2 separate regions of the Homo sapiens genome follow, and region 1 is linked to region 2. Evidence: chromatin loops called from intact Hi-C (ENCODE). Cell type or tissue: Caco-2. All regions are shown on one strand. Links, peaks and the distances in the headings refer to the core of each region. The heading gives the core; the rest is flanking DNA. Region 1 holds the start of LOC107985432 (a long non-coding RNA gene). Region 2 holds the start of LOC105372574 (a long non-coding RNA gene).

Region 1 (11,546 bases), core at 2,012-10,011, 75 kb after region 2:
ATTCATGTGCTGCATCTTTTTTAAAAATTTCTTTAAATTGGACTTCACCATTCTCTGGTGCCACCTTGGTGGGTTTAATAATTGACCTTCTGAATTCCTTTTCTGGCAATTCAGAGATTTCATCTTGGTTTGGATCCATGGCTGGTGAGCTGATGTAATTTTTTGGGGTGTTAACTAACCTGAATTTCTCATACTACCAGAATTGTTTTTTTGGTTTCCTTCACACTTGGGTAAGCTGTGTCAGAGGGAAGATCTGGAACTCAATGGCTGCTCAAGGGCTGACACCAACAAGCTATTCCAGTCATGCTCTACCAGCTGCACATTGGCTGGGGGTCAGGGGGTCTGGTGCTGGCTTGGCTTGTGTCTTCATGCTGGGGCCCATGCTGAAGGGGTGGTGCCCGTCTGGGCCAAGTTCTTCTCATGGAGGCTCAGAGAAGAGCAGGAGGACCAGCTTCTCACACATGCCAGTTAAGGGCTCTGTGCTTGTCCCATGTGTTAACATCCTATGGGCCAAGCAAGACCCATGACCATGCACAACGGCAATGGGGGTCTACTCTGCATTTCCTGGACAGAGGCGCTGCTAGCTGCCTGGCAGAGGGCATGGATGTATACTTTAGTTCCAGTGAGGGAGCCAGCTGTCCATCCATCCTGCCACACCCCCGTGAATCTTGGAAAAACACTGCTGTGACATGGCACATATGTGCCCAGGAAGCTGGTGGATTTCGTGCTGGCAGTGATTGGCTGAACTCCCGCTATCAAGGCTGACTTTTCTCTGTCTCCTTTGTCCCCTCCTGGGATGTCTGGGAAGTGTTGGCTTCTAAGGAGTCCTCCAAGTGCGGACAGCTCCCTTTTCAGGCCCTCTTTTTCTTCTCTATAAAAATGAGCAGGTCAAAGGCCATGGCTTCAGAGAGTCCTTTTTAGGCCTATAATTTGTGATCCATTGATTACTGTGTTACTCCAGATGAAGAATTTACCCCCTCCGACCTCCATTCCCAACTCTACCTATTGCTGCCAATGTGGTACCAGACTCACAGGCCCATGCTGGTGGGGGTGTGCATGTGGGAGAGGGGGCTTATGGTGAAAACCCAGGAGGAAACAGAAGAAGGCGGCTGTGAAACAGTAGTGACCCCCCTGTGTTGCAGAGGGAGGTGCAGGTACAGTGAGTGGTGGGGAACATGGCTGTCCCTTGTGAGGCAACACGTCTGGTGGAAGCAGAGGGCGCTTCTTCCTCAACCTCTGCCCATGCATTCTCTCCAGTGCGCCAGTCCCTGCCGTCTCACACCCTGTTTCTCTGCTCCAAGGAACAGTACAGTGTTCCAACAAGCTGAGCACACAGGCCTGTGCATGATGGGTGGGGCTGCGGTGTCAATGCTGAGGCAGCACTTTACTGTATTTTTAATTTTTAATTTTTTATAAAAGATAAAAAGATGATGGAAGTACGTCAGGAGGACACAGGAAACAGCTTAAAGGGGCTCTCACTATTCAACTCTGAGATATTTTAAACATTCAAATAAGTGATAGTAACAGATTACAACTCATTGAATAAAATAAGAAACCATGAGTCTTCTAGATCTGTGGATAAATAGATGATTAACAGATAGAGAGATGGAAAGATAGATACAGATAAAGGAGAAAAGTTCTTCCTTGGAGTAAAAAGAATGCCATTAATAAATATAGAAAAAAGAAGCAATTTTATTTTTCTATATTCATTAGAAAAGAAGTAATAAACCTTTTTTTATTGTAGTTTTGAAGTGACTTCAAACTTACAAAAAGCAGCAAGAGTAATATAAAGAGCTCCTGTACACACCCAGACCCTCCCACTCCTCACATTGTGTCTCGCGCGCTTTTCCCTCTTTCTATATGTGTACGCACTGTTACAGCTTTTCCCGAGCCATTTCAGAGCAAGTTGCAGGTGTGACTCCTTTTGTCCTTAGACATTCTCATGTGTGTCCCCTAAGGCCAAGGACATTCTCCAGCACAGCTTCAGTGCAGTGAGTGGAATCACAGCACTAGCATGGGTCCACATTGTCGTCTAATCTGTCGTCCATGCAATTCATCAACCGTGTGTCGTTGTCAGGCAGCTTCAGTCTCCTCTGATCTGAAACAGTTTCTCAGTCTTTCTTATCTTTGTGATCTTGTCATTTTTGAAGATAACTGGCGATTTCATAGAACGTCCTCAGCTGGGCTTTGTCAATGGATGAGATTCAGGCTATGCAGGTTTTCAGAGAACTGTAAATATGATCTTGTTTCTCCCAGTACCTCCTACCAGGAGGCCATAACAACGCTGTCCCACGGCTGATAGACACTAACTTTGATCTCTAGGTTCAGATGGTATCTGACAGCTATCTGCACAGTATGGTTTACTCTTCTCTCCTTTATAATTAAGAATTATTTCATGGAGCAATACTTTGAAACATTTATTTATGTCTTATAAAGTTTTCACTTTTGCTTTCTAGCTTTAGCATACAATAATAATTCCTGTTTGAATCAATTGTTATTATGATTGCTTTCAAATTGTATTCCTAACTGCATTTTAAAAAAATACTTATAAATGACATTCATTCTACTGCAAGGAAACACTTTTCCCTTTTACCTACCTATCCATATATCTGTTAGTCATATATCTTTCTATAGATCTATCTGACTCATGGTTTCTTATTTTACTCAGGGAGTTAGAATGTATTGTTCTTGCTTATTAGAATGTGAAAATTACATTAGATTAGGCTAGTGGGAGCCCCTTTAAGCTGCTTCCTGTGTCCTCTTAATATATTTCCATCATTATTTGAGCCTATCCTTACTTTCTGATAAAACAAGAAGTTCCGGATTTATATTTTACTTTCTCTGATCCAAGGTGAAAATCAGTGGTTGGAATCTGCAGTGAATGTAGAAAGCAATTCCCGCGTGCTCCCTGTACTCACCACTCCTGGAATGCCATGAGGCCTCAGTCAGTGGTTCTCAACCTGGGGCAATTTTGCTTCCCAGGGCACATTTGGTAATGTCTAGGGTGTCTTTGGTTGTTCCAATTTGTAAGGCAGGTGCTACCGGCATTTAGGGAGAGAGGACAGGGATGCTGATCAACATTCTGCAATGCACAGGACATTTCCAGAAAAAGAATTCCTAGGTCTCAAATGGCCACAGTGCAGAAGGTGAGGAACCTTGTTCTTGGCCTTGTCTGTTGGTCAGTGCTAAAAAAAACACACAAAAAAACTTACGCACGTGTAGATAGCTATTGTTCTATTACCTAGTTATGTATTAAAAACTCTGAGTTAATATCGACACCAAACCCAAAGCAATGAGATTCTTTCCAGTCCCCTCCTTTCTATAGTTGTGGCTCCTTTCTTGGACAATTATCAACTTTAATTCCATTATCATCAATATATTTACTTGCTTTCTGTGTACTAGAACTCACAGAAAGTGAAACATTATTCTAGATCAGTGTTTCCAAATTTATCTTCACATGGCACTCTCACGGTTGCTGATACGTGTTAGCCTTTCCCTGCAAAACACAAAGAACATGAGGAACAGAATCGACTAGGAAAGTTGGAAGAGAATTAATCAGATTCTTATCGCAAGTATTTTATGTTTTAATGAATATTCTAATGTGCATTGCTATCTCTGAATGGAGGCTTTTGTATACAGAATAATTTCAATGTATTTTTCGAGGAATCTTTGAAAATGTAATTAGGAGCATGTATTAACTCATAGCCACATTTGTGCTGTGTGCAACAGTTTGCAAACACTGTTTTAGATCTTTTGCACCCTGCAAGGAGTTTTTCTACATTTTTCCATGAACATAAAGAATTTCATGCTTTTGAGGAAATTCATTACTAAGAAATATTTATACAGCTGGTTTTCTCTGTAGTAGTACACTATTGCATGAGACTGTGTATGTGTGTTTGAGATTGTGTGTGTGCATGCACCTGAACAAGGCACCAATCCCTCAGGAGCCTGAGAGCTGCCCACTACGGGTCCCCTGATGGCTCACTCCATTCAGCAGCTCTTGTGTTCCCCTGGAAGCCCTCATTGCTGTTTTCTGAGGTCTCTGGGTTCCCACTGCAGCATTTGTTATCACTGTCGAGTTCAGCAGCACCATGGCATTTTCCTAGGGTAGCATCACATTGGAGATGCACTCACTTTACCTCCTGTGCTTCCTACCAGTGGGCTCAACCTACTCCAAGGCACCCTCTTCTAGTGAGAATCACAGGCTGAGAAGGAAAGAAGGGGGTGTCTATCAGCTGCCGTGCCATTGCCTCTCTGCCTCCTTTGTTCCATGCACATGGAACACTGTCTACTTGCTCAATGCTGTGGTCTCAGCCCTAGCACAGGACTCAGTAAGGAATTAGTTGAGTGAATGAAAGGATTCTCCAACAATCTTTATAAAATGTGTTTTCCACATTTTTCAGACAAGGAACCTGCAACAAAAAGTGTCAGACCCCACACTGTGATCTCATCACTGCTGAGCTCTGCCTGGAATCTTGGAACTCTCCAGCGATCTCCTCTCCTTAAGAGTGGATGTAGGATACCTGTACGCATTCCTTCAAAATAAGGTTATGGTGTGCCTGTTGTATGCTAGGAATTATCTTCTCATCAGAAAAAGAATCTCTCTATATTTTGGGAATATGTGAAGAACAAAATGATGATGTGTAAGAGATTCTTGCCAAATTGCTTGGCACAGAGAAGCCCTGGAGAAAGGGTGACAGTGTTGTTGGTGGGGTCTCTGCTGGCTGGGTTCCAGGACTCTTCTTCTGGGACACCCTGTGCTTCCTGCCACCCTCCGCAGGGTCATTTCTTATCCTTCCTCGTTTGCACTTTGATATTTCCTGCTAAGATTTCACTATTTTTCAAAAGATCCAAAAGTAATTAAAACTCTAGCCATTGAAATGGCAGTTCTAACAAGTCGTCTTAGAGTCATCACGGCCTCATGGGGGCTGCCAGCAAGCTATCCACATGGAATCATTTTATACACAGTGGGAAAGTCTCTGAAACATCCACAAAGGCATGTTCATCCAGTATGCACACTGAGTGTCCTCCACATTCCACAGATTGTGAGAAGCACAGACACATTACAGAGAATGAGATGGATACAATATTGCCTTCAACAAACTGGTGGCCAAGCCAAATTCTAACTGCAGAGAAGGATCAGGAAGGATCGATTTGAGGAAATAACATGTGAGCTAGACTTTTAAGGAGGCGAAAGAGCCAGCTGCAGAAAGCCAACAAGAGGGGTGTTTAATGCAAAGAAAATCATAAACCGATCCCTAGCTGGAAATGATCCTAACCTGTGGAAGCTCCTGAATTGAGTGAGGGACCGGCCGGCAGGAGAGGTAAGCAGACTGGGTTTGGTGGATGAGCAGATATCAATTCCTGCCACACCTTTCACACCGTGCTGAAGAATTTCTGTTTTACTCCAAGTGAAATGAGAAGCCTTTGAAAGGTTTTACCAGGACATGACAGTACACCTTTTGTATTGTTAGAAGGCTGGCGTGACCACAGGGAAGGAACAGGCTTCTAGTCGGTGAGAATGGGAGGGTGGAGAACAGTCAGGAGGACATTGCAGTTCCTCAGGAAGGAGAGGATAGTGGCCTGTGTCTGTGCAGTGGCTGGGAGGTGGAGCACAGGAGACTCAGGATGCCTATGAGAGGTGGCGGGGCAGGACTTGCTAAGGGCTGGGTAGAGGGCGCAGTGAGGAGGAAAGAACAGAATTCCAGCCCAGGCCTGAGTAAGTCACAGGTTGGTTACTCAGCCAAGGCAGAGGTGAGGATGAGCAGATTGTCAGGGCTGGCGCTTTGGAGAGGAATCCAGAGCTGTTCCCACAGAGGCTTGGGATGTCATGCATGTAGGAGTGTGGATCTCAAATGCTACTCCCTGGATCCAGCCTGGAGGTTCAGGTTTTACGAGCTTGCAGGGGAGGGAATCTCTCAATTTTGATCATGGACTTCATTTGGGGCAATGCCACGTGGTTTTCCATTATGAATTAATGATAGTCAATTTTAATCTTTGCCAACCATATTTGGAAAATCAACATTAGCAGTTCTTAATCTAAAAAAGCATGGATTACAGGAACCCAGAGTCTATAACCCATGGCTTGGAAGGTGTCTGAGAGGGATCCTGGGCTGTATCAGAGTTGGCAGGCAGGGTGGGTGGCTGATTTCTGAGAGACAGAGGGCATCTGACGGGAACTAAGGTGGGAAGAGGCTCACAGAGTGGCAATCATCCAACCTCACGATAAAGAAGAGGACAATATGTTGAAATGTGACATGTGACGATGAAGACATCATGAAGAGAATCTTGCAAGGCGGCAGAGAAACCAAAAGCTACAGGGCAATTCCTTTGCCCACAGCCACCTGACCTAAAAATCCTGCTGGGTTCATGAGTTTGCAGAGAACCTCTGTAAGGTGGGGCCTGCATCCTCCACTTCACCACACTGACCACCAGAGGGAAGCACTCACCCACTGATGTCCAGTCCCTCAGGTCCCTCTACTCCAGCTTCACCCTGGGGAGCAGGCTCTGCAGGTGGCCCTGGGGTCGACATAGGGTCTGCCTTGAAGGAAGAAGCTCTACAAACTAAACACTCCCTGAGTGCTGTATGGGTTCTGCAGAGGCCCCTCTGCTTGGCTCTGTCCTTGCTGCTCTGGGTTACCTGGGTGTGCAGGGTTTTATTGCTCAGAGCCATGGCCAGTAGATGGCATAGCCTCCTGTTCCTGCAGCTGTCCCCACAGCCCCTGCTGGACAGGCCCAGAATGGACCCTCTCAGAAGACAAGGACTCTCTCAGGGTGGGTGATGAACATGTGGACAACTCTGGGGACAAGTCTGGTTTCTTTCCTCTCTTTCACTCTTCCCCCTTCCGCTTATCTCCCTGTTCACTCTCTTCCTCCTCTCCCCATTTACTAAAGCTACCCATCTCCCATCTCCTTCTTGCTCATGGTCCCTTCTGGAGGTCAGAGGTATGAATGCCAGGGAAAATCTACTTTTGTTCCTGCGGTTAATAGGGACACGTGGCTGGGCGCGGTGGCTCACGCCTGTAATCCCAGCACTTTGGGAGGCCGAGGCGGGCGGATCACAAGGTCAGGAGATCGAGACCATCTTGGCTAACACGGTGAAACCCCGTCTCTACTAAAAATACAAAAAATTAGCCGGGCGCGGTGGCGGGCGCCTGTAGTCCCAGCTACTCAGGAGGCTGAGGCAGGAGAATGGCGTGAACCTGGGAGGCGGAGCTTGCAGTGAGCCGAGATTATGCCACTGCAATCCGGCCTGGGCTAAAGAGAGGGACTCCGTCTCAAAAAAAAAAAAAAAAAAAAAAAAAAAATAGGGACACGTGATCCATTTGTGACAGACACAGTTTTCCATCAAAGATGAGGAGTCTAAGGAGAAGATTTACCTGTGTACCGACCTGATAAATCTCTAGAGAGTAGAACTCTCTTACTGGTACCTGGTCAGGCCTGGTGCTTACATTCTGCTCCAAACAGATTCATCCTCTCTCATAAAACATAATATCACCACCATCTCCATCCAAGCCATCACCATTATCATCATGACAATCACCACTGTCCCATCACCATCACCGTTACCACCACTGTTGTAAACATCATCTCTAGTGTCACCATTATTATCTCCAACATCACCATCATCACTCTCAGTACCATCAGCACATTTATCCCCATTATCATCAACACCCCATCACCACTATTACTATCACTATCAACCACCATCACCATCATTATCAACACCATTGCCATTGCCATCAGTATTACTACTAACATCACCATCACCACTATCACCACAACCACCACCATTACCATCACCATCATCATCACTACCATCACCAACACCATTGCCATCACCATTACCACCACAATCACCATGGTAATCCTCATCAGTAACACCATCATCATCATGACTACCATTACCAATATCAACATGACCACCATAACCACCATCATCACCACATCACTGTCTTCATTACCATCATCACCATAATCACCGCCACTCTCACCACCATCATCACTATCATCAGCACCATCATCTCCGTTATCATCACCGCCAGCACCATTACTGCCACCACCATCACCATCCCCACTTTTGCCACATCATAACCACTATCACCACCATCACCAACATTATCACCACCATCATCACTACCATCACCATGCTATGACCATTATCACCAACATGACCACTACAATCCCCATCATCACCATCACTATCACCACCATTACTATCATCATCACCAGAATCACCACTGCTGCTATAGCATCATCATCAGCATCTTCACCACCATCACCATCTCCATCTCCACAATACTGTCATCATCACCATCATCATTTTCACTGTCACTGCCAGGTGTCAGCAGTTACTCTGCATTGGATATTGTGTTATGCCCTTTATCAACCTCTTGTGATTATACAGTCACTCTGATTCTATATTTTATACAGAAAAAGAAGGTGGTAATTGGCTTTGTAACATTATAACTGCCTTCTAGTCTCAGAACTAGTTTGAAATCAATAAAAAAGAAGACTTATTTTATTTTTCATCTCCCACATTGCTGGATGCTGTCTAGATAGGTCTGGTCTGGACATCCACAGTGAAGTCCTCACTAGTCCACTGGTCTCCACCCTTAGATTCCATTTCTCTGGTCCTCAAATGTTCTGAAAGCCATATCCCCTGCCACATGAGGTCCTGGAAACTTGCCCTCTGTGGCTGCCTTCCAGCTTTTCCCCATCACATAGCTTGGCCTTTAGAGAAGCTGGACTTCCTTGATGTGCTCAGACACATCCTGTCCAAGCTTATATGAATTTGCCCTTCTGGAAAGGGCACCTGTAGCTCCCCACCCACCCTAGATCTTTGCCTCTTCAAATATAACATGCTTCCAAAGTTCAGGTCTACACAAACCTTTTCTATAAATCCTTCTCTGATCCGTGTAGCCAGGTGTGAACCTTTTGATTTTGGTCTCCTACAGCACTTTTATGTTCACTGTAGGCATTTATCATCCTCCTCTCATGGTCTTTCTTACTTGTATGTCTATTTCTGTCCCCAACCATTCCCTGAGGTCTTGGAGAGCAAGGACTGAGTCTCCTTCCCCATGTGATGTGCCTTTCAGAGATCACTGACAGAATCACAAACCAAAACTAGCTAATAATAATGTCACCTTACAATGAACATAATTCAATAATTTATTATAGCATCACATAACTGCTTAGTAGTTACTATTACTGTCTCCATTTTACAGATGAAGAAATTGAACCACAGAGAGGCAAGTATTACAAAGTCACACAGCTTATAAGTGGAAGAACCAGGCTTTTAACCCATGCAGTCTGGTTTCATGCTTTTGGCATGAGGTTAGATGTCCCAGCAGTCCCCAGTCCTCAACACCTTTGGATACTTGGCAAATTCCATGGTGGGCCCAGTTTGATAGCCTTTGACCTGGAGCTCAGTGTTTGAAACCCCTGAAACTCCAGGGTCATCTCTCCTCATATGGAACTTGACACTTATTCACACCCATATGTCTTGGCCCAGACTCCCTGTTTTGGAATTCCCTTCCCCTATGTCACCTCATTGATTCCTTTTGTGATTCCACAGAAATTACATTCTCCATAAAGATGACTGTCAAGATTGGGCTACCCAGAGGGAGACCTTGTAACCAGAATTCAATTTCCTGTGGCTTATCTGGAAGGCAGTCCCAGGGTACACTCCTAGGACAGTGAGGAAATGAAATAGGAATGAGAAGGTGGTCAATACTATGAGTGTGAACTGTCAGGCTACTGCTATGCAGCTCATTTCTGCTGGGAACTTCTGGGAGATTGTGTTTAACATGTCAGCTGGTGTCAGTCCTTGGAGAATGTGTCAGGGAATTAGTTATCTTGCACTTACTTGGGCTATTTGTACAGGTAAATGGGTACAGATGCTGGCAATTGGAAGTTGGGCTGACAGGTGCTCAAGTAGAGAGGACCCAGCAATGTGGGGAGCTTGTCCTCCTCTCCCAGCCTCTCTGTGGGTTTGGTTCCCTTCTCTGTGCTCTCCAGTGCCCTGTTCTCTCCTCTGATTTCCACTTCCCTGTCTAGCAGACCTGACATTCATTGAGGGTGGGTGACTCGGATCTTCCTGTTTGATATCTCCAGCACCCAATCGAGCACCTACCACACATCACATGCTCAATGATACAGGAGGAGGACACAATTAGGCCCATTTTATGACAAGCCTGAAAATTTTCCATTAATCTTTCTTTAGCAACTTTAATTTACAGACAAATATTCTTGAATAATTAAAAGAGGAACATTTTATAAAAGTTGCAGGAACAAAAAGCAAATAGCTTTATGTCATTTAAAAAAAAATCACACAGAAAAGTTAAAATGTCTATAAAGGAAATGAGAGGCAAGGAAAATTGTAATCATTAGCTTGGAGGCCCAAAACTAAAACAAGGTAAAGGTGAAAATGAATCACAGGTACCATGAAGCTCATTCCCTTCCATGAAACAAGGAATTGGGTAAGAGAGGCAACCCGAAGCCACGTGCCAGCACCCAGACAGTTCCAAGTGGGTTCAGGGCAAAATAATCTTGGCATCTTGGTGAACTTGGTGGGTGAAAACACAAATGGTCATCAAGGTACTCTGCCTAGGTGATGCTTGACTGCCCAAAGATGGGTAAAATGTTTTCTGTGAACTTTAAGGCATTTTCAGGATACTGTATGTATATGTGTGTGTGTGTGTGTATATATATATATATATATATATATATACATTTTTTTCTTTTTTGAGATGGAGTCTCACTGTGTCCCCCAGGCTGCTGTGCAGTGGTGCAATCTCAGCTAAATACAACCTCCACCTCCTAGATTCAAGCAATTCTCCTGCCTCAGCCTCCCAAGTAGCTGGGAACACAGGTATGCGCTACCATGCCCGGCTAATTTTTGTATTTTTAGTAAAGACAGGGTTTCATTATGTTGGGCAGGCTGGTCTCGAACTCCTGACATCAAGTGATCGACCCGCCTTGGCCTCCCAAAGTGCTGGGATTGTAGGCATGAGCCATCTCCCCTGTCAGATGACTGTATTTTGTTATACTATTATTTGGTTTCAGGTCCACTATGTCCAAAATGTCTGGGGAAGTGGAGGTGGTGAGCAGGGAGAAACTGGGATCTGAGCTGTGCCATTGCTTGCGTGGTACCCTGGTGCTGTGGGCAGAAACACAGATATCTGCCTGGTGTGATTGGGTGGGCATTTGTGATAGTCTTTAGGGCTGTCCCTTGAGTGCTTCTGTGTCTTATGGGTACAAGACAGGATTGTCCCCTTCCTTTGAGTTTGTTGTAGTCATGACCTGCTTTGGTCAATATAATAGATGAATAAGTGACATCTGTTACTTCCAGTTGCACTTGGGGAAAGCTGGTGCTTATTGCCTTGGCCCCTGATACTGTTGTGAGGGTGTCTTCTCCATCATCTTGGGATCCAGAGTGAGCACAACATAGTTCAGCACCCCCGACACACATGCAGTGCATCTATACAAATAACAGTCACAATAATGGAATGGTATGTTGCTGTCTTAAGTCCCTCATACTTTTT
Region 2 (11,546 bases), core at 1,593-9,592:
ACAGGGTGTGGACACTGGTGAAGCTCATCCTTAATAACCAGCTGCCCTGAAGCTTCATGGTGCTGCGGCTTGGCTGGGAAGTCCATGCTAGGCTGGAAAGCATGAGCCGGGACCTTCCAACAAGCTGAGCACACAGGCCTGTGCATGTTGGGTGGGGCTGGGGTCTCAGTGCTGAGGCAGCACTTTGCTGTATTTTCAATTTTTAATTTCTTGTAAAAGATAAAAAGATGATGGAATTATGTCAGGAGGACACAGGAAGCAGCTTAAAGGGGCTCTCACTAGTCAACTCAGATATTTTAAACATTCAAATAAGTGATAGTAACAGATTACAACTCATTGAATAAAATAAGAAACCGTGAGTCTTCTAGATCTGTGGATAAATAGATGATTAACAAATAGAGAGATAGAAAGATACATACAGATAAAGGAGAAAAGTTCTTCCTTGGAGTAAAAAGAATGCCATTAATGAATATATAAAAAAAGAAGCAATTTTATTTTTCTATATTCATTAGAAAATAAATAATAAACTTTTTTATTGTAGTTTTGAAGTGACTTCAAACTTACAAAAAGCAGCAAGAGTAATATAAAGAGCTCCTGTACACACCCAGACCCTCCCACTCCTCACATTGTGTCTCGCGCGCTTTTCCCTCTTTCTATATGTGTATGCACTGTTACAGCTTTTCCTGAGCCATTTCAGAGCAAGCTGCAGGTGTGACTCCTTTTGTCCTTAGACATTCTCATGTGTGTCCCCTAAGGCCAAGGACATTCTCCAGCACAGCCTCAGTGCAGTGAGCGGAATCACGGCACTAGCATGGGTCCACACTGTCGTCTAATCTGTCGTCCAGGCAATTCATCAACCGTGTGTCGTTGTCAGGCCGCCTCAGTCTCCTCTGATCTGAAACAGTTTCTCAGTCTTTCTTATCTTTGTAATCTTGTCATTTTTGAAGATAACCGGCGATTTCATAGAATGTCCTCAGCTGGGCTTTGTCAATGGATGAGATTCAGGCTATGCAGATTTTCAGAGAAGAATTGTAGATGTGATCTTGTGTCCCTCATTACCTCCTACCAGGAGGCCATAACAACGCTGTCCCATGGCTGATAGACACTAACCTTGATCTCTAGATTCAGATGGTATCTGACAGGTCTCTCCACAGTACAGTTTACTTTTCTCTCCTTTATATTTAGTAAGTGTTTCATGGAGAAATACTTTGAAATATATATTTATGTCTTACTTATAAAGTTTTCACTTTTGCTTTCTAGCTTTAGCATACAATAATAATTCCTGTTTGAATCAGTTGTTATTATGATTGCTTTCAAATTATATTCATAAGTTCGTTTTTTAAAAATACTTATAAATGACATTCATTCTACTGCAAGGAAACACTTTACTCTTTTCCCTATCTATCCATCTATCTGTTAGACATCAATTTTTCCATAGATCTATCTGACTCATGGCTTCTTATTTTACTCAAGGAGTTATAATCTATTGCTCTTGTTTATTAGAATGTGAAAATTACCTCAGGGTAGGTTAGTGGAAGCCCCTTTAAGCTGCTTCCTGTGTCCTCTTGATATGTTTCCATCATTATTTGAGCCTATCCTTACTTTCTGATATAACAAGAAGTTCCGGATTTATGTTTTACTTTCTCTGATCCAAGGTGAAAATCAGTGGTTGGAATCTGCAGTGAATGTAGAAAGGAATTCCCGCGTGCTGCCTGTACTCACCGCTCCTGGAATGCCGTGAGGCCTCAGTCAGTGGTTCTCAACCTGGGGCAATTTTGCTTCCCAGGGCACATTTGGTAATGTCTAGGATGTCTTTGGTTGTTCCGATTTGTAAGGCAGGTGCTACTGGCATTTAGGGAGAGAGGGAAGGGATGCTGATCAACATTCTGCAATGCACAGGACATTTCCAGAAAAAGAATTCCTAGGTCTCAAATGGCCACAGTGCAGAAGGTGAGGCAACTTGTTCTTGGCCTTGTCTGTTGGTCAGTGCTACAAAATACATACAAAAACTTACCCACGTGTAGATAGCTATTGTTCTATTACATATTTATGTATTAAAAACTCTAAGTTATTATTGACACCAAACCCAATGCAATGAGATTCTTTCCAGTCCCCTCCTTTCTATAGTTGTGACTCCTTTCTTGGACAATTATAAACCTTCATTCCATTATAATCAATATATTTACTTGCTTTCTGTGTACTAGAACTCACAGAAAGTGAAACATTATTCTAGATCAGTGTTTCCCAATTTATCTTCACAGGACACTCTTTCTCATGGTTGCTGATACATGTTAGCCCTTCCCCTCAAAACACAAAGGGTATGAGGAACAGAATCATCTAGAAAAGTTGGAAGAGAATTAATCAGATTCTTATCACAAGTATTTTTTGTTTTAATGAATATTCTAATGTGCATTGGTATCTCTGAATGGAGGCTTTTGTATACAGAATAATTTCAATGTATTTTTCAGGGAATCTTTGAAAATGTAATTAGCAGCATATATTAACTCATAGCCACATTTGTGCTGTGTGCAACAGTTTGCAAACACTGTTTTAGATCTTTTGCACCCTGCAAGGAGTTTTTCTAGATTTTTTCATGAACATAAAGAATTTCATGCTTTTGAGGAAATTCATTACTGAGAAATATTTATACAGCAGGTTTTCTCTGTACTAGTACACTATTACATGAGACTGTGTATGTGTGTATGAGATTGTGTGTGTGCATGCACCTGAACAAGGCACCAATCCCTCAGGAGCCTGAGAGCTGCCCACTACGGGTCCCCTGATGGCTCACTCCATTCAACAGCTCTTGTGTTCCCCCGGAAGCCCTCATTGCTCTTCTCTGAGGTCTCTGGGTTCCCACTGCAGCATTTGTTATCACTGTTGTAGTTCAGCAGCACCATGGCATTTTCCTAGGGTAGCATCACATTGGAGATGCACTCGCTTTACCTCCTGTGCTTCCTACCAGTGGGCTCAACCTACTCCAAGGCAAGCTCTTCTCATGAGACTCCCAGGCTGAGAAGGAAAGAAAGGGGTGTCTATCAGCTGCCATGTCTATGCCTCTCTGCCTCCTTTTTTCCATGCACATGGCGCACTGCCTACTTGCTCAATGCTGTGGTCTCAGCTCTAGCACAGGAATCAGTAGGGAATTAGTTGACTGAATGAATGGATTCTCTAACAATCTTTACAAAATGTGTTTTCCACATTTTTCAGACAAGGAACCTGCAACAAAAAGTGTCAGTCCCTACACTGTGATCTCATCACTGCTCAGCACTCATTCAGTCAAAATAAGGTTATGGTGTGACTGCTGTATGCTAGGAACTATATTCTCATCAGAAAAGGAATCTCTCTATATTTTGGGAATACATGAAGAACAAAATGATGATGTGTAAGAGGTTCTTGCCAAACTGCTCGGCACAGAGAAGCCCTGGAGAAAGGGTGAGAGTGTTGCTGGTGTGGGCTCTGTTGGCTGGGTTCCAGGACTCTTCTTCTGGGACACCCTGTGCTTCCTGCCACCCTCCCCAGGGTCATTTCTTATCCTTCCCCAGTTGCATTTTGATATTTCCTTTAAGATTTCACTATTTTTCAAAAGATGGAAAAGTAATTAAAACACTAACCATCAAAACAGCAGTTCTCACAAGTAGTCATCATCACCTCATGGGAGCTGCCAGCAAGCTATCCACATGGAATCATCTTATCCACACTGGGAAAGTCTCTGAAACACCCATAAAGGCATGTTCATCCAGTATGCACACTGAGTGTCCTCCACATTCCACAGATTGTGAGAAGCACAGACACATTACAGAGAATGAGATGGATACAATATTGCCTTCAATGAACTGGTTGCCAAGTCAAATTCTAACTGCAGAGAATGATCAGGAAAGATCAATTTGAGGAAATAACATTTGAGCTAGACTTTTAAGGAGGAGAAAGAGCCAGCTGCAGAAAGCCAACAAGAGGGGTGTTTGATGCAAAGAAAATCATAAACCGACCCCCAGCTGGAAATGATCCTAACCTGTGGAAGCTCCTGAATTGAGTGAGGGACTGGCCGGCAGGAGAGGTAAGCAGACTGGGTTTGGTGGATGAGCAGATATCAATTCCTGCCATGCCTTGCACACCGTGCTGAAGAATTTCTATTTTACTCCAAGTGAAATGAGAAGCCTTTGAAAGCTTTTACCAGGACATGACAAGACACCTTTTATATTATTAGAAGGCTGGCATGGCCACAGGGAAGGAACGGGCTTCTAGTTGGTGAGAATGGGAGGGCGGAGAACAGTCAGGAGGACATTGCATTTCCTCAGGAAAGAGAGGATAGTGGCCTGTGCCTGTGCCGTGGCCAGGAGGTGGAGCACAGGAGACTGAGGATGCCTGTGAGAGGTGGCGGGGCAGGACTTGCTGAGGGCTGGGTTGAGGGCGCAGTGAGGAGGAAAGAACAGAACTGCAGCCCAGGCCTGAGTAAGTTACAGGATGGTTACTCAGCCAAGGCAGAGGTGAGGATGAGCAGATTTTCAGGGCTGGGGCTTTGGAGAGGAATCCAGAGCTGTTCCCACAGAGGCTTGGGATGTCACCCATGTAGGACTGTGGATCTCAAATGCTACTCCCTGGATCCAGCCTGGATGTTCAGGTTTTACCAGAGTGCAGGGGAGGGCACCTCTCGATTTTGATCATGGACTTCATATGGTGCAGTACCACATGGTTTTCCATTATGAATTAGTGATAGTCAATTTTAGTCTTTGCCAACCATATTTGGAAAATCAACATTAGCAGTCCTTAATCCAAAAAAGCATGGATTACAGGAACCCAGAGTCTATAACCCATCGCTTGGAAGGTGTCTGAGAGGGATCCTGGGCTGTGTCCGAGTTGGCAGGCAGGGTGGGTGGCTGATTTCTGAGAGACAGAGGGCATCTGACGGAAACTAAGGCGGGAAGAGGCTCACAGAGTGGCAATCATCCAACCTCACAATAAAGAAGAGGACAATATTTTGAAATGTGACATGTGAAGATGAAGACATCATGAAGAGAATCTTCCAAGGGGCAGAGAAACCAAAAGCTACAGGGCAATTCCTTTGCCCACAGCCACCTGCCCTGAAAATCCTGCTGGGTTCATGAGTTTGCAGAGAACCTCTGTAAGGTGGGGCCTGCATCCTCCACTTCACACACTGACCACCAGAGGGAAGCACTCACCCACTGATGTCCAGTCCCTCAGGTCCCTCTACTCCAGCTTCACCCTGGGGAGCAGGCTCTGAAAGTGGCCCTGGGGTCGACATAGGGTCTGCCTTGAAGGAAGAAGCTCTACAAACTAAACACTCCCTGAGTGCTGTATGGGTTCTGCAGAGGCCCCTCTGCTTGGCTCTGTCCTTGCTGCTCTGGGTTACCTGGGTGTGCAGGGTTTTATTGCTCAGAGCCATGGCCAGTAGATGGCACAGCCTCCTGTTCCTGCAGCTGTCCCCACAGCCCCTGCTGGACAGGCCCAGAATGGACCCTCTCAGAAGACAAGGACTCTCTCAGGGTGGGTGATGAACATGTGGACACCTCTGTGGACAAGACTGGTTTCTTTCCTCTCTTTCACTCTTCCCCCTTCCGCTTATCTCCCTGTTCACTCTCTTCCTTCCCTCCCCCTTTACTAAAGCTACTCATCTCCCAACTACTTCTTATTCATGGTCCCTTCTGGAGGTCAGAAGTATGAATGCCAGGGAAAATCTACTTTTGTTCCTGTGGTTAACAGGGACACGCGATTCATTTGTGGTTAACAGGGACTCGCGATTCATTTGTGGCAGACACAGTTTTCCATCCACGATGAGGAGTCTAAGGAGAAGATTTACCTGAGTCCCGACCTGATAAATCTCTAGAGGGTAGAACTCTCTTACTAGTACCTGGCCAGGCCTGGTGCTTACATTCTACTCCAAATAGCTTCATCCTCTCCCATAAAACATAGTATCACCACCATCTCCATCCAAGCCATCACCATTATCATCACGACAATCACCACTGTCCCATCACCATCACCGTTATCACCACTGTTGTAACCATCATCACTAGTGTCACCATCATTATCTCCACCAACATCACCATCAATCTCAGTACCATCAGCACATTTATCCCCATTATCATCAACACCCCATCACCACTATTACCATCACTATCAACCACCATCACCATCACCGCCATCACCATCATTATCAACACCATTGCCATTGCCATAATTATTACTACTAACATCACCATCACCACCATCACCACAACCACCACCATTACCATCATCACTACCATCACCACCACCATTGCCATCACCATCACCACCACAGTCACCATGGTAATCCTCATCAGTAACACCATCATCTTCATAACTACCATTACCAGTATCAACATGACCACCATAACCACCATCATCACCACATCACTATCTTCATTACCATCATCATCACCATAATCACCGCCACTCTCACCACCATCATCATTATCATCACCACCATCTTCTCCCTTATCACCACCATCACCATTACTGCCACCACCATCACCATCAGCACTTTTGCCACATCATAACCACTACCACCACCATCACCAATATTATCACCACCATCATCACTACCATCACCACGCTATGACCATTATTACCAACATGACCACTGCAATCCCCATCATCACTGTCACTATCACCACCATTACTATCATCACCAGAATCACCACTGCTGCTATAGCATCATCATTAGCATCTTCACCACCATCACCATCTCCACCTCCACAATACCATCATCATCACCATCATCATTATCATCGTCACTGCTGGGTGTAAGCAGTTACTCTGCATTGGGCACTGTTTTCTGCCCTTTATCAACCTCATGTGATTATACAGTCACTCTGATTCTATATTTTATACAGAAAAAGAAGGTGGTAATTGGCTTTGTAACATTATAACTGCCTTCTATTCTCAGAACTATTTTGACATCAATAAAAAAGAAGACTTATTTTATTTCTCATCTCCCACATTGCTGGATGCTGTCTAGATAGGTCTGGTCTGGACATCCACAGTGAACTCCTCACTGGTCCACTAGTCTCCACCCTTAGATTCTGTTTCTCTGGTTCTCAAATGTTCTGAAAGCCACATCCCCTGCCACATGAGGCCCTGGAAACTTGCCCTCTGTGGCTGCCCTCCAGCCTTTGCCCATCACATAGCTTGGCCTTTAGAGAAGCTGGACTTCCTTGATGTTCTCAGACACATCCTGTCCAAGCTTATATGAATTTGCCCTTCTGGAAAGTGCACCTGTAGCTCCCCACCCACCCTAGATCTTTGCCTCTTCAAATATAACATGCTTCCCAAGTTCAGGTCTACACAAACCTTTTCTATAAATCCTTCTCTGATCCATGTAACCAGGTGTGAACCTTTTGATTTTGGTCTCCTACAGCACTTTTATGTTGACTATAGGCATTTATCCTCCTCCTCTCATGGTCTTTCTTACTCGTGTGTGTATTTCTGTCCCCCACTAGTCCATGAGGTCCTGGAGAGCAAGGACTGAGTCTCCTTCCCCATGTGATGTGCCTTTCAGAGATCACTGAGAGAATCACAAACCAAAACTAGCTAATAATAATGTCACCTTACAATGAACATAATTCAATAATTTATTATAGCATCACATAACTGCTTAGTAGTTACTATTACTGTCTCCATTTTACAGATGAAGAAACTGAACCACAGAGAGGCAAGTATTACAAAGTTGCACAGCTTATAAGTGGAAGAACCAGGCTTTTAACCCATGCAGTCTGGTTTCATGCTTTTGGCATGAGGTTAGATCTCCCAGCAGTCCCCAGTCCTCAACACCTTTGGATACTTGGCAAATTCCATGGTGGGCCCAGTTTGATAGCCTTTGACCTGGAGCTCAGTGTTTGAAACCCCTGAAACTCCAGGGTCATCTCTCCTCATATGGAACTTGACACTTATTCACGCCCATATGTCTTGGCCCAGACTCCCTGTTTTGGAATTCCCTTCCCCTATGTCACCTCATTGATTCCTCTTCAACTTTTGTGATTCCACAGAAATTACATTCTCCATAAAGATGACTGTCAAGATTGGGCTACCCAGAGGGAGACCTTGTAACCAGAATTCAATTTCAAGTGGCTTATCTGGAAGGCAGTCCCAGGGTACACTCCTAGGACAGTGAGGAAATGAAATAGGGATGAGAAGGTGGTCAATACTATGAGTGTGAGCTGTCAGGCTACTGCTATGCAGCTCATTTCTGCTGGGAACTTCTGGGAGATTGTGTTTAACATGTCAGCTGGTGTCAGTCCTTGGAGAATGTGTCAGGGAATTAGTTATCTTGCACTTACTTGGGCTATTTGTACAGGTAAATGGGTACAGATGCTGGTAATTGGAAGTTGGGCTGGTAGGTGCTCAAGTAGAGAGGACCCAGGAATGTGGGCAGCTTGTCCTCCTCTCCCAGCCTCTGTGGGTTTGGTTCCCTTCTCTGTGCTCTCCAGTGCCCTGTTCTCTCCTCTGATTTCCACTTCCCTCTCTAGCAGACCTGACACTCATTGAGGGTGGATGACTCGGATCTTCCTGCTTGATATCTCCAGCACCCAATCGAGCGTCTACCACACATCACATGCTCAATAATACAGGAGGAGGACACAATTAGGCCCATTTTATGACAAGCCTGAAAATTTTCTATAAATCTTTGTTTGACAACTTTAATTTATGGACAAATATTCTTGAATAATTAAAAGAGAAACATTTTATAAAAGTTGCAGGAACAAAAAGCAAATAGCTTTATGTCATTAAAAAAAAAATCACACAGAAAAGTTAAAATGTCTATAAAGGAAATGAGAGACAAGGAAAATTGTAATCATTAGCTTGGAGGCCCAAAAGTAAAATAAGGTAAAGGTGAAAATGAATCACAGGTGCCATGAAGCTCATTCCCTTCTATGAAACAAGGAATTGGGTAAGAGAGGCAACCCGAAGCCACATGCCAGCACCCAGACAGTTCCAAGTGGGTTCAGGGCAAAATAATCTTGGCATCTTGGTGAACTCGGTGGGTGAAAACACAAATGATCATCAAGGTACTCTGCCTAGGTGTTGCTTGACTGCCCAAAGATGGGTAAAATATTTTCTGTGTACTTTAAGGCATTTTCAGGATACTGTATACATATATATATATATATTTTTTTTTTTTGTCATGGAGTCTCACTGTGTCCCCCAGGCTGCAGTGCAGTGGCTCAATCTCAGCTAAATACAACCTCTGCCTCCTAGATTCAAGCAATTCTCCTGCCTCAGCCTCCCAAGTAGCTGGGACCGCGGGTATGCGCTACCATGCCCAGCTAATTTTTGTATTTTTAGTAAAGACAGGGTTTCACTATGTTGGCCAGGCTGGTCTCGAACTCCTGACATCAAGTGATCGACCCGCCTTGGCCTCCCAAAGTGCTGGGATTATAGGCATGAGCCATCCCCCCTGTGAGGTGACTATATTTTATTATACTTCTATTATTTGGTTTCAGGTCCACTGTGTCCAAAATGTCTGGGGAAGTGGAGGTGGTGAGCAGGGAGAAACTGGGATCTGAGCTGTGCTATTGCTTGCCTGGTATCCTGGTGCTGTGGGCAGAAGCACAGACATCTGCCTGATGTGATTGAGTGGGTATTTGTGATAGTCTTTAGGGCTGTCCCTTGAGTGCTTCTGTTTCTTATGGGTACAAGATAGGATTGTCCTTCCCCTTCCTTTGAGTTGGCTGTAGTCATGACCTGCTTTGGTCAATATAATAGATGAATAAGTGACATCTGTTACTTCCAGTTGCACTTGGGGAAAGCTGGTGCTTATTGCCTTGGCCCCTGATACTGTTGTGAGGGTGTCTTCTCCATCATCTTGGGATCCAGAGTGAGCACAACATAGTTCAGCACCCCGACACACATGCAGTGCATCTATACAAATAGCAGTCACAGTAATGGAATGGTATGTTGCTGTCTTAAGTCCCTCGTACTTTTTTTTGTTACCACAGCATAACACAGCTCATCCTGACTGATGCCACCATTTCCAGATAAGAGAAATGCGACTGAGAAAGATTAAGATATTTTCTTAAGATTGGACATTGTGTTCCTACCCATTGTGCTTGCCTTATAGGTATGTGTTCTGGTTTTGACAATTAAGATATAGACAAAATGAGGGCAGAAACATTTGATTATTTACTCAGAGCAGGAGAGGGAGAAAGAGAATTAATGTGAAAGGAAGAAGATATGTAAGGAGGAAAAATAATAAACTAGGAACCAAGCACATGCAATCTTTATAATTTCTTAGAGTTTTCTTCCCTTTTGAAAGTCTGTTTTATTTTAAAAAAGGAAGGAGGATCTTCCATTAATTTTATAGGACATCTCATGCTTTTTGTAAAACAGAGTTTTATTCATTTTCCACTAAATGCAAATATTTATTGCCCATCTACTATACACTATACATTCACCTTTGTTCTGCATATTTCTCCTCTTTTTAAAAGGTATAATTTGTCAACATTCAGTTCATAGATTTATAGCCAAATGTTGTCTGTATACCTATTGGTTTCACTTTGATCTCCTATATCCAGAAAAAGTAAATAATCAAGAAAAGACTTTAATAACTAATTATAAGATAAACATTAAGGCTTCTGTGTACACTATAGAGTTTGTTTTAAAATTATTTTTGTACTCATTCATTCATTTCTCTTAATTTTTTTTCCAGTTGAAAGAGAGTTTATTTAAGCACAGAGATCAAGCAAGAGTGGAGCACAGGACACACTTTCAGGTTGCCTTGGGGACTGCTCTGTAGAACAAAAAATCAAACTCAAGATTTTAAGGAAAAAAAGTACAAGTGAAGAGAAGGCGTGATTACCAAAGTTGTTGATCTAATTCTCATTGATTTACAGAAATAACAGTGGCTAATGATCAGCTATACATTGTTGAATTATAGGATGTATGGCATTTAAAAATGTATTTATTTAAAACTAATTTTTTTAGATTTTTGATGGATTTAGGGGTACAGGTGCAGTTGTGTTACATGTATATATTTTGTAGAGATGAAATCTGGGCTTTTACGTACAACTACCCAAAAAAGATACATTGTACCCAATAGGCAGCATTTCACTTTCACCCTCATTCTATCCTCCCACTGTTTGGAGCCTCCAATGTCTATCATTCCACTCAGTAAGTCCATGTCCACGGTTTAGCACCCATGTATAATTGGGAACATGCAGTTCTTGATTTTCTGTTTCTGAGTCATTTCACTAAGGGTAATGGCCTCCAGTTCCACACACATGCTGCAAAAGTCATAATTTCATCCACTTTTATGGCTGAATAGTATTCCATGGTATATATCTACCAGATTGTTTTATTCAATGATATGTTGATGGACACTTAGGTTGATTTCGCAATTTTGCTATTCTGAATTGTGCTACAATAAACATACAAATGCAGAAGGCTTTTTTATATAATGATTTCTTTCTTTTTGGGGAGTACATGTGCAGTAGTGGAATTGCTGGATTGAAGGGTAGTTCTATTTTTAGTTTTCTAGAAATTATCATACTGTTTTCCATAGAGGTCAT

Evidence for each region. Hi-C counts contacts between places; a loop is a spot of excess contacts. Peaks named below come from ENCODE experiments on the same cell type or tissue, not always from the same donor. Only the 100,000 strongest peaks of a DNase experiment are listed, where the experiment ranks them.
Region 1: a loop joins it to region 2, with 4 times the contacts of the local background. A loop is called at or near these places in 4 of 110 quality-filtered maps.

What each region holds. Positions count from the first base shown.
Region 1 is chr20:23,792,964-23,804,509 of GRCh38, forward strand. LOC107985432 (a long non-coding RNA gene) reads left to right here and starts at 10,752. Exons shown (of 3, transcript XR_001754554.3): 1 at 10,752-10,873. RefSeq lists a silencer at 6,348-6,517. In Caco-2, for the core only: CTCF peaks have their summits at 6,438 (motif pointing right) and 6,678 (motif pointing right); DNase peaks (open chromatin) are centred at 2,038 and 6,458.
Region 2 is chr20:23,718,700-23,730,245 of GRCh38, forward strand. LOC105372574 (a long non-coding RNA gene) reads left to right here and starts at 3,848. Exons shown (of 3, transcript XR_937387.2): 1 at 3,848-4,057; 2 at 9,978-10,099; 3 at 10,688-11,546. RefSeq lists an enhancer at 1-32. In Caco-2, for the core only: CTCF peaks have their summits at 5,223 and 5,429 (motif pointing right); a DNase peak (open chromatin) is centred at 5,172.